2 separate regions of the Homo sapiens genome follow, and region 1 is linked to region 2. A link is an interaction called in ENCODE POLR2A ChIA-PET data of the cell type or tissue named here. Cell type or tissue: IMR-90. All regions are shown on one strand. Links, peaks and the distances in the headings refer to the core of each region. The heading gives the core; the rest is flanking DNA.

Region 1 (4,105 bases), core at 1-4,000, 1.7 Mb before region 2:
TCATATAATTTCTATACAAAGAATCACTTTTGTATATTTAAAAATTTTTTGGCTTAATCTAATTCCATTTATTTTGAAATTTATTTAATTTACAGCAAAGTAGACATAAAAATTATAGCTGCTAATAAGCATTTTAATAAAAGTAATGGATATAGTTACAGTGGTTCCCTCTTATCTATGGTTTTGCTTTCTGGGGGTTCAGTTATCCAAGGTCAGCTGCTACCCAAAAATAGGTGAGTATAGTACAATAAAATATTTTGAGAGAGAGAGAGACAGTGCACAAGAAAGTACAGTCATATAACTTTTATTACAGTATACTGTTATAATTGTTCTATTTTCTTATTAGTTATTGATGTTAATCTATTACCATGCCTAATTTATAAATTAAACTTTAGGTATGTATGTGTAGGAAAAAACATGGTATATAGAGGGTTCAGTACTATCTGTGGTTTCAGGCATCTGCTGGGGGTCTCAGAATGTATCCCTCACGGATAAGGGGAGACTTCTGTAATATATTTCATGTTGAGCACATTGTATTTGACAAGTCCCATAACCAATTGTTATGCATAAGATAGCATACATTTTTAAAAGACAGCTGGAACACTAGAGATGATGCTAATTACAAAGAACACATATAAAACTGACTTCCTTTGCTGATGCACAATTTTGCACACGCACCTATACAGTCATTGTTGTGAGAAAGGATGAAACCATGATTGCAGCGGCAGTTGAAGGAACCAATTGTGTTCCGGCAAGTTCCATTCCCACAGGCATCTCTTTCACATTCATTTATGTCTAGTAGGAAGAAAGGCCATAAAGAAACATAATTATAAGTAGAAAAAGTGGTTACACGGTTACAGTGGCTAAAGAGCATTTTAGGGTTCACCAGGCCTCATCCATAGGCTGAGAACTTCTTGATGTTGGTATCAGCTCCAGCAGCAGTCATCCCTGCAAGATACCAGGCAGCGGCAAAGCTCTAAATCTTGGGAATAAATGGTTTCCTTGGCTGGCCAGTGAAAGGAGGCAAGCTAAGGACATGAGACCTGAACAAGAATTATTTTATTCTATTTACTTCTAGAATTCTCCACCCTTGCCACTTTTCTCAAATATTTTCACTTGAAAATGGAAAAAACTCTGTGTGCATCTGGGTCTTGAGGTGTTGCCACCTTTGGCAAACTTCAACCTTCAAGATTCTCACTCCAGTTTACCAAAAAGCAGTGACTCACCTGGCATTACCCCACAATCAGCAACAAAATAACTCAGCTTTCTAGCTCACCTGTCATTTCAGACAACTTTTCCTTTTTCCCTACACCCATAAAAACATAGAACAACTTCCACCAATGATGACTTCTCTCACTTTTCTAAACTACCCCAAAGAGATGGCACTTAATTTGTTCTTTTCATACATGCTTGCATTCTTATTCGCCTTTTGATTGGTCCGTACTTTTCTCTGATGATTTTGTAAAGCTACTCTGACATCTTATATGTCTTTGCATCTCATCACAGCAGCTAGCATATTTCTTATAAAGAGTAGATGCACATTATATTAAGGAGGAAGTAATAAAAAATTTAATGAAAGAAAGTTGTTACTGCTGGTTTGAAAGAATGAGGCACCATGAAGAGGGACAAGGATGAAATGAGAGAGAGAGAGAGTGGAAGGTAACAACGGAGAATAGCAAAATGTAATGATTAGAGCTAGGATTCCCTTTCTTTTCACATTTTGGACATGAAGATAAATGATCTGTGATTCCTGAATCAGGAAGCTATTGCTAACCCAAAGGGACTCTAATGTGTGTCTGTGGTTGAAGACTACACCCAGATGAGTCATTGCTAGTAATCAAGAATTTTTGCCTTGATTCATTTTTAGCCAAACTGGTGAAGTTCTTTGGTTGGGAAGGTTCTATGTTAGGGGGCTCCAGAAAATTCAGATGAGAGATGTAGAAAGAAAGTTGGGCAGGATCATCATAGCTTTTACACAGGTTAGCTGCCCAGTGATGAGTAGGGCTGTCAGTGCTCTTGTCATTACTCTGGAGAAGATACAACTTTATGAGAAATGTTCCCAAATGGATGAACCCAGTCATAGCCAAAGTCAAGGACTTAAACATTACTATATTAATTGTTCTTTCAGCTGTGAATCTGATTTATGTTCTTAATGTCCCAAAAAGACTTAATGGTATTGCTTTAAAGTAGAAAAATAAAGGAAGGAAAAGAAGAAAATGATTCATTACACACTGAAGTTTATTCTAAATCAGCATCCTGATAATAGAGAAATCAGGAAAGAGATTTAAAATCCTGAGCTCTTTTTCCTCTAGAAAAATGATTAACTTTTCTTTGCCTTTGTAGGATTTATAAATTTGCCTTTGAGAATCTGGTACACACTATAAACCCTTCCAAAAAAATGGTCATCTCACACTCAAAAACTCAAAAGAAAATCCACATCAATATTACATATGAATAATAGCCTATTAACATTAATATTTTTGTATTAATATCTTTTTCAATTTACCCCTTAGTCAATTTTTTCTAAACTGACAGCCAAATGAATAACAAAGGAAGAGGTTTATCATGTTCAGATTGCCAAAGATTAAATAGGATATCACTGCTGCATATCTGTCTGTGTTTTTATTTTGTATATAGCAAAAATACTACTAAAAGACTTAGTATTAAATTTTATCCATATTTAGAATCAAATGAAGCTTTCAACAGCATATGAAAAAAATAATAATAATTGCATACTTACCCAAGCACATGGTTTGGTCATCATTTGTTTTAAAACCAGTGTGGCAAAGGCAATAAAAGCTTCCAACTGTGTCAATGCACTGCCCATGACTGCATATATTGGGGATTTCTTGACATTCATTACGATCTGTAAATAAGAAGCATCTTAAGTGAGAACTTAGAAGACAAAATATAATTGAATAACTTACTTCTAGCTATCATTCTCAGGAGTAATCCTAGCTCTAAACTAAGTTAGTGAAACAGATATATTTATTTTTGCATCAAAATGGATTAAAACTTACTCTCATTTACCAGGCATAGTCAGAGTATGTTAACAATACTTGACACAATAAAAAATAAGGGTAAGTAATCAAAAAATATTCTGAAAGATGAGAAAACTTAGAAGTAAAATGGGGGGATTCAAGCCGGGAGGATTTTCTGTTTGATTATCGGCCTACGCAGCACCACAGACTGTGGAATTAATTGAAGTATTTTGTCTAGTTAAGATTTGGTGCCTTAAGTCATGGATAGTTCATGGCTTCCTTTGTAAATTTATATCAAAGTCAAATCCTATGACTAAGATTAAGTTTTTCTTGATGGACAACCTACATGGCTGCTTGTTCAAGTTGCATCTCTTTGTTTTGTCTTATGCCTGTAACTTTTTGTTCCATCTTCACCAAGTATTCACGTCTACACAGGGCTCCTTTTAGCATGTGACAACCTGAACACTGTCTCTTTCTTTTTACTCTCATCCATTCAAAAGGAAGCCCTCTCATCTTGCTTCTGCCAGTCTTTAAGTTCTAAATTATATTTATCATCAACTGAATCTTTGTTGCTTTCCTGAAATCTGATTATCTGAGGGGCAGAATTTAATGCATGAATTCACATATGACATAATTATATGCCAACTTACGTCTCTAATTTTTTAAAGCTCTATGTTTAGAGTAAATGTACTTTGAAGAGCACTGTGCCATTCTGATTTTCCTACTGTCACAGAAGAAAGCAAATGGAGTGTCATCTTTGCTGCAGATGCTGTAGGGCAGATGGCATTTCGCTCTTAGTTAAATAATCCAGACTTGCCGTTTGCCTGCAATGTCTACTCAGAACACAGTAATCATGAATGGACACTTTTTGCTGCACACAGCAACCCTCCCTGTGCCAGAATCATGGACATCTCCTCCATTTCATGTGTCCGGGATGCCACTGTTATGGTTATCTCCTATTTAGTAGATGAATCATCATACCATTTAGAAGTTCCAAGTGAAGTGGAGTATATCATTATGAGGGGAAATTGAAATAGAGCAGCTTAGGAACTACTACTAGCCTATGCAGAAATGCTATTTAACAAATTATGATTATTCCCTTTTGAGAAAATGAATTTAAAGTG
Region 2 (8,091 bases), core at 2,063-6,062:
GAAAAGTCTGCTACCAGATGTATTGGAGCTTTCTTGTATGTTACTTTTCTTGTATGCTTCTTTTCTCTTGCTGCTTTTAGGATCCTTTCTTTATCCTTGACCTTTGAAGTCTGATTATTACATGCCTTGAGGTAGTCTTCTCTGAGTTAAATCTGCTTGGTGTTCTATAACCTTCTTATACTTTATTAATATCTTTATTTATATATATACTTTATTAATATCTACTTATACTTTATTAATATATTTCCCCAAATACGGAAATTTTTCTGTTATTTCTCCCTTGAATAAACATTCCAGTACAATCTCTCTATCTCCTCTTTGAGACCAATGACTCTTAGATTTGCCCTTTTGAGGCTATTTTCTATATCTTATAGGCAAGTTTTATTCTTTTTTGTTTTTTTCTTTTTTAGATGGAGTCTCGCTCTGTCGCCCAGGCTGGAGTGCAGTGGCGCGATCTCAGCTCACTGCAAGCTCCGCCTCCCAGGTTCACGCCATTCTCCTGCCTCAGCCTCCCAAGTAGCTGGGACTACAGGCGCCCGCCACCACGCCCGGCTAATTTTTTGTATTTTTAGTAGAGGCGGGGTTTCACTGTGTTAGCCAGGATGGTCTCGATCTCCTGACCTCATGATCCACCCGCCTCTGCTTCCCAAAGTGCTGGAATTACAGGCGTGAGCCACCGCGCCCGGCCTCTTTTTTGTTTTTTTTCTTGTTTCCTCTGTGTATTTTCAAATTGCCTGCCTTCAAGCTAACTAATTCTTTATTCTGCTTGATCAAGTCTGCTGTTAAGAGACTCTGATGTATTCTTCAGTATGTCAATTGCATTTTTCAGATTCAAAATTTCTGCTTCTTTTTAATCATTTCAATCTCTTTGTTAAAATTTATCTGATAGGATTCTGAATTCCTTCCCTGTGTTATCTTGAATTCCATTAAGGTTTCTCAAAACAGTTATTTTGTCTTTTCTGTCTGAAAGGTCACATATCTCCATCTCTCCAGGGTCGGTCACTAGTGCCTTATTAAGTTCATTTGATGTGGTCATTTTTCTGGATGTTTCAGATGCTTGTGGAGTTTGTCAGTGACTAGGCATTGAAGAGTTAGGTATTTATTGTAGTCTTCATGGCCTGGATTTGTTTGTACCTGTCCTTCTTGGGAAGGCTTTCCAAGTATTCCAAGGCACTTGGGTATTGTGATCTAAGTCTTTGGTAACTGCAGCTATATCTGCATTGGGGGCACCCCAAGCCCAGTAACGTTGTGACTCTTGCAGACTCATACAGATACTGCCTTGGTGGTCTTGGTAAGATTTAGGAGATCCCCTAGATTACCAGGCAGATACACTTGTTCTATTTCTTTACTTTTCCCCAAACAAATGGAGTTTGTCTCACTCAGCTGAGTTGCCTGTAGCTGAGTGAAAGGTGACACAAGCACCCCAGTGGCCACCACCACAGAGACTGAACTGGGTTGGTCCCAAAGCCAGCACAGCACTGGGTGTCACCCAAGGCCTATGGTGACAACTGCCTGGCTATTGCTTATGTTTACTGAAGGCTGAAGGGCTCTACAATCAGCAGATGGTGAATCCAGCCTTGCTTGTATCTTTCCTTTCAGGGCTACAAGATCCCCCTAGCCCTCAGTGGGTCAAGATGCTGTTCAGGAACCAGGACCTAAAGTCAGGAACCTTAGAAATCTACTTGGTACTCTATTCTACCATGGTTGAGCTGGCACCCAAGCTGCAAGACAAAGTCCTTCCCCTTCTTCCTTCCCCTTTTCTTAAGCAGAAGAGTCTCTCCCCATGGCCACCACTGTCTCAGGCTCATGGAAAGTACTGCCTGGCTACTTCCAGTGTTCTCTCAAGGTCCAAGGGCTCCTCAGTCAGCTTGTGGTGAATGCTGCCAGGCCTGAGTCTCTCTTCTGGGCAGTGGGCTCCCCTGTGGCCCAGGGCAGGTCCAAGAATGTTGTTCAGGAGCCAATGCCTGGAGTCAGGGACCCCAGGAGCCTGCTTGGCGCTCTATCCCCACTGTGGCTGAGCTGGTACTCAAGCTACAAGACAAAGCTCCCTTTACTCATCACATTTTTTCCCTCAAACAGAATGAGTCTCTCTCTGTAGCCACCACAGGGGAATGTGTTGGGTTACACCTGAAGCCAACATATTTCTGAGTCTCACCCAAGGCCCACAGCAAATACCGTCTGGCTACCACTGCTGTTTATTCAGGGACCTAGGGCTCTTTAGTCTCAGGTGATGAATCCTGCCAAGATGAGATTTTTCCCTTCAAGGTATCAATTCTCTTCTGGCCCAGAGCATGTCTAGAAGTGTCATCTGGGAGCTAGGGCCTAGAATGGGGACCTCAGGTCCCTGCCTGTGTCTTATTTCACTGTGGCTGAGCTGGTAAGATGAAGTCTTCTTTACTCTCCCCTCTTCTCTCCTCAAACAATCTCTCTACTGTACTGCCTGGGGTTGAGGGAGGGATGAAGCAAGTACTCCCTTGGCTGCTCCAGCTGGTGTCTCACCAGGTCATGTGTACCCAAAGTCCACTGGCTCTAAGCCCAGGACAGTACCAGGACTTGTCCAGGAATTGCAGTCCCTGTGGTCTAGATGACCTTTCAAGTTTATTTAGGACTCTACATCACTTTAGCCCATGGTGACGGGCTTCCAGAACTCAGACTCTGACCATTGAGATGGGAGATTCACCTCTGGCTATGGCTGGTCTTAACACTCTCTTCATGGGCAGCAGCTGAATTCTGTCAAATGTTGCTTTCCATTGTGAAAGGACAGTCCTGAGTTCCAATGCAAAGTCCTACAATCACTGTGCTCTCCTCCCAAGCACATAGACTCTTTCTCCATGCCATAAGGCTTCTGCCAGGGTATTTGGGAAGGGTTGTGTAGGCAATTCAAGAGTTTCAAGAGTGTCTTTCCTACCCTCTTCAATACCTCTTTCCTTTTTTTTTCTTTTTTTTTGGGGAGATGGAGTCTCGCTCTGTTACCCATGCTGAAGTCCAGCGGAACGATCTTGGCTTACTGAAACCTCTGTCTCCCAGGTTCAAGCAATTCTCCTGCCTCAGCCTCTCAAGTAGCTGGGATTACAGGTACCCACCACCACAGCCCCCAGCTAATTTTTGTATTTTTAGTAGAGATGGGGTTTTACCCTGTTGGCTAGGCTGGTCTCGAACTCTTGACCTCCAGTGATCTGCCCGCCTCAGCCTCCCAAAGTGCTGGGATTATAGGCATGAGCCACCACGACCAGCCCCTCTTCCGTTAATATGATGTTAAAACACAGTGAGGTACTGTGTTCACTCACCTGGTTTTTTTGTTTTTCTTATGAACATGTTTCTTTTGTGTGGATAGCTGCTCAATTTGGTGTTCCTGGTGGGGGATGGTGGGGGCAATCACTGGAGGCTTCTCTTTGGTCATCTTGCTCTATCTCCTCCCCCTAAATAAAAAAGTTTTTAAAGGATCTAGTTGAAAAAGTCAACAACATGTGTGAGAAGATGAGGAAACATCAACAGAGATGAAATGGTAAAAATAAAAAGGGGGGTCATATGGAAATTCTGGAAGTAAAGAAGCACAATATCATAAATGAAGAATTACTTAGAGTTAGTTATCAAAGCTGAGGTGGAAATCTCAGTCAATTGAATGTAGGTTTAAAATTATCAAAATTGAAACACAGAAAGAAAAAAGCAAATAAAAAATGTTCATGTAAAAACTGTTGAGCAATATCAAATGACTCAACACAAACTGGAGTCAAAGAGAGAGAAGAGAGATAACAGAACAGATAAAAAATTTGAAAAGATAATGACCCCAAATTTTTCCAAAGATATAAAAGATATCAAACCATAGATCTGAAAGCTCAGAGAATCCCAGAGAACACACACACACACACACACACACACACACACACACACCTCATCTAACTGCTGAAAATTAGATAAAGGGAAAATCTTGAAAACAATCAGGAATAAAGAACAAATATAAGAATTACAGCAGTCTGAAACTCTGTAAGTCACAAGACAATAGAGTGATATCTTGAAAGTACCAAAGAATAAAACCTATCATAGAATTCTATACTCAGTGAAAATACTATTCAAAAATGAAAGATAAAGACTTTATCAGAAAACAAAGATGAAAAAATTAATTGCCAGCAGATCTCCAGTACAAGAAATGTTAGGGGAAATTCCTCCAGCAGGAGGAAAATGTCATCAGACAAAAATTTGAATCTCCATAAATTCTTCAAGATATAATCTTGCCACACAAGTAAGCACTAAATTACATCATAATTCATTAGCAATAGAAAGTAGCTATTCATGACTGCTGTATGTAGTCATCAGAGAGAATAATATCTTAACAAAGCAGGAAATAAGCTCCTGTAGAGGGAAACTGCCAACCCTCTACTGGTGAGTGCCTTATTTATAGTGACGATGTTTTGAATAAGGAAACCCAACTACCTTCCCTATTTCCACTTCCATCCACCTCCAGGAATGCACACAGCTGACTGGACCAGGACCATGCATCTTACTTGAGTACAATAGTCTAATGGCTGGACAGAAACCTCAGCATTCTACACAATCATGTATGTGGGTGATTGTCTGGGCTACCAGATTTGTTATCTCAAGAATATGACCTAGAAAACTGGGAACACAGTTGAGTCTACAGGGAGCCAAAGCAGAAAGATTTGCAGGGAGAAGGAGGTAATCACATGCCATAAGCCAATAGAACACCTGATTACGCAGAATCCATGCATGGGGGGTTGGGGGTTGGAATGTTTCATAGTACTGAGGGTGAAATTTGTGGCAGGATCAACAAAACAGCAATAGAAAAAAGCTGAATTACCACAACAGTAAGTGATCCGTTAATTTGAGATTCTGGGTCAACAAGCTGACCCTGAACTCCATGGAAATGTTTAATTCCCAGATCACAATTTTACTCACCATGAGGCCAATTACATGAGGATTCTCACTGTTTCAGTGAAATAGTTACAGCCTACTTTAGGTCCTTGTACTTTTTTCTATTTTGTCAACTACTGGACTTTTTTTCACCATTGTGCATCCTAGTTTTGAAGTCAAAATCCCAATTTATTTGAAACACAATGTGGTTTAGCATATTAGTTTCCTAGGGCTACTGTAACAAATCACCATAAACTTGATGTCTTAAAACAACAGAAATTTATTGTCTCACAGTTCTGGAGGACAAAAGTCCAAAGTCAAGGTGTCAGCAGAGTTGATTCCTTCTGAACACTCTGAGGGAGAATCCATTCCAGGCCTCTCTCATACCTTTTAGTGCCTGCTAGCAACTTTTGACATTCCTTGGCTTGTAGAAATAGCACTTCAATCTCTGCCTCCATCTTCTCATTGCCTTCTCTTCTCTGTCTCTTTTCTCTTCTAAGGACATCTGTCATTGAATTTAGGGCCCAGCCTAACCCAGAATGATCCTGTCTCAAGATCCTTAGCTTAATGATATCTGCAAAAACACATTTTTTCAAATAATGTCACATTCACAGGCTCTGGGTATACACATCTTTTTTTGGAGGGCAGCGCGAGACACATTTGATCCACTACACTTAGCATATCAGCACTTAACTAGGAATCAGAAAATTTGGGTTATAGTCCTTGCTTCACAATTGACTTGCTGTGTGTGGCTTTAAGCAAGTTGGTTAATCTCCCTGAGTTTCAATTCCCTTACCAAAAAATGGGAATAATGTTTGTCCCACATGCTTCAATGTGAAGTAATCTGTACATAGTATACTTTAAATAAACAGCAAATGAATACATTAATATGTGAGTAAATAAAGGAATGGATTCATCTGGAGGTGCTCGGTAGGCCATAATTAAATCAGATCTAGAACTCAGCAGACATATTTGGGCTGAATATTTACAATTCCTCAGCATACAGGTGGCACTCAATTCCATAGGAATAAATGAGATCAACTAGATAGAAAAACAATAAAAAGCTGAAGTAGAAGACATAATGCTAGGAAACTTACATTTAAGAATTGAATAAGAAGAAAAGATATTACAAGAGAAGGAAACAAAGAAGTAAAGGACCTAAGTAGTAAAGAATTAACCAACACATTCGGGAATGAAGAGTACATTGTGACTGGGAGCTCCCAACAGAGCAGCATGCGAAGGCTCGCATTGCGAATTTTAGCTCCAGAGCGACTGCAAGAACAAACCAACAATCCCAAGAGGACCCACAGACCCTCTGAAGGAAGTAGACTGCTCCTGCAGGACCACAGAGACACCACAAATACTGTGAGTGCCCCAACTGCAGAAGTGGGAAAGGTAGACCCTCCTCTCTCAAACACACACCCCCACTGCAGAAGCTGAAGGTCTGTTTGTGGAAGAGGTTTCCGAGGTTACTTGAAGCTGAGTCAATTTGGAGAGCCGAGTGAAATACAGGGGTAGAGAAAGCAGCAGAAAGGCCCTGGGAGCTCGCTGGGCCCTCAAGCAGCCCATTCCTGCCTGACACCAAAGAGATCCATCAGGAGGGTGAACAGAGGAGCAGGGGGTAAAAGTCCACAGGGAGAAGGAATTCTCTAGTTAAACTTTGTGACAATTTGAATGGAGTGAAAAGCCTCCTGGCCAGAACTCAAGAGGAGGGCACGAAACAGGCATGTAGACTTCACAGGTCAGGGAAGGACTAAAGCCCTTTTCTCTTGCAGCTGGTAGGTGGAAAGCCTCAGGCAACTTTTCAAGCCCCTCTCGCCCTCCTCCTGGAAACAGACTTGGGGCCGTTGGTGGGGTATGGTGGGAGTGAGACCAGCCCTTCAGGTGGCCTGGGAGCTGGGTAAGGCCTGTGACTGCTGGCTTTCCCCGACTTCCCTGACAACCTGCATGACTCAGCAGAGGCAGCCATAATCCTCTTAGGTACACAGCTTCAGTGACCTGGGAATCTCACCCCCATCCTCAACAGCAGCCACAGCAAGACCCGCCCAAGGAGAGTCTGAGCTCAGACAGGCCTAGCCCCACCCCCATCTGATGGTCCTTCCCTATCCACTCTGGTAGTGGAAGAAAAACGGCCTATAATCTTGGGAGTTCTAGGGCCCTGCCCACCACCAGTCCGTCTCCACACTACTACAGCTGATGCTTCCTGGAAAGTGCCACCTCCTGGCAAAACGCCAACCAGCACAAAAATAGAGTACTAAACCACCAAAGCTAAGGACACTCATGGAGTCCATTGCAGCCTCCACCACCTCCACTAGAACAGGTGCTGGTATTCACGGCTGAGAGACCCATAGACGGTTCACATCACAGGACTCTGTGTGGACAACCACCAGTACCAGCCCGGAGTCAGGTAGACTCACTGGGTGGTGAGACCCAGAAGACAGAAAACAATCACTGCAGTTCAGCTCACAGGAGCCACATCCATAGGAAAAGGGGAGAGTACTATATCAAGGGAACACCCTGTGGGACAAAAAATTCTGAACAACACCCTTCAGCCCTAGACCTTCCCTCTGACAGAGCCTACCCAAATGAGAAGGAATCAGAAAACCAACCCTGGTAATATGACAAACCAAGGCTCGTCAACATCCCCAAAAGATCACACTAGTTCACCAGCAATGAATCCAAACCAAGAAGAAATCCCTGATTTGCCTGAAAAATAATTCAGGAGGTTAGTTATTAAGCTAATCTGGGAGGGACCAGAGAAAGACAAAGCCCAATGCATGGAAATTCAAAAAATGATACAAGAAGTGAAGGGAGAATTATTTATAGAAATAGATAGCTTAAAGAAAAAACAATCAAATATTCAGGAAAGTTTGGACATACTTTTAGAAATGTGAAATGCTCTGGAAAGTCTCAGCAATAGAAGTGAACAAGAAAGAAAAAGAAATTCAGAGCTCAAAGACATGGTCTTCGAATTAACCCAATACAACAAAGAAAAAGAAAAAGATTAAGACAATATAAACAAAGCCTCCAAGAGTCTGGGATTATGTTAAATGACCAAACCTAAAACTCATCAGTGTACCTGAGGAAGAAGAGAATTCTAAAAGCCTGGAAAATATATTTGGGGGAATAATTGAGGAAAACTTCCCCAGCCTTGTTAGAGACCTAGACATGTAAATATGAGAAGCACAAAGAACACCTGGGAAATTCATCACAAAAAGATCT

What was found. ChIA-PET counts read pairs that join two places held together with the same protein. Peaks named below come from ENCODE experiments on the same cell type or tissue, not always from the same donor. Only the 100,000 strongest peaks of a DNase experiment are listed, where the experiment ranks them.
Region 1: POLR2A ChIA-PET joins it to region 2 with 5 read pairs; 1 of 35 experiments calls an interaction of 5 or more read pairs at or near these places.

Annotation. Positions count from the first base shown.
Region 1 is chr15:48,446,028-48,450,132 of GRCh38, forward strand. FBN1 (fibrillin 1) reads right to left here. Exons shown (of 66, transcript NM_000138.5): 46 at 2,741-2,866; 47 at 679-795. Among named protein-coding and RNA genes, the nearest start is that of DUT-AS1, 120 kb to the left of the region's middle. In IMR-90, for the core only: no CTCF peak of the experiment used is centred there; DNase peaks (open chromatin) are centred at 1,804 and 3,914; H3K27ac peaks cover 219 bases.
Region 2 is chr15:50,162,118-50,170,208 of GRCh38, forward strand. It overlaps a transcript of ATP8B4 not described here. Among named protein-coding and RNA genes, the nearest start is that of SLC27A2, 16 kb to the right of the region's middle. In IMR-90, for the core only: no CTCF peak of the experiment used is centred there; a DNase peak (open chromatin) is centred at 4,274; H3K27ac peaks cover 675 bases.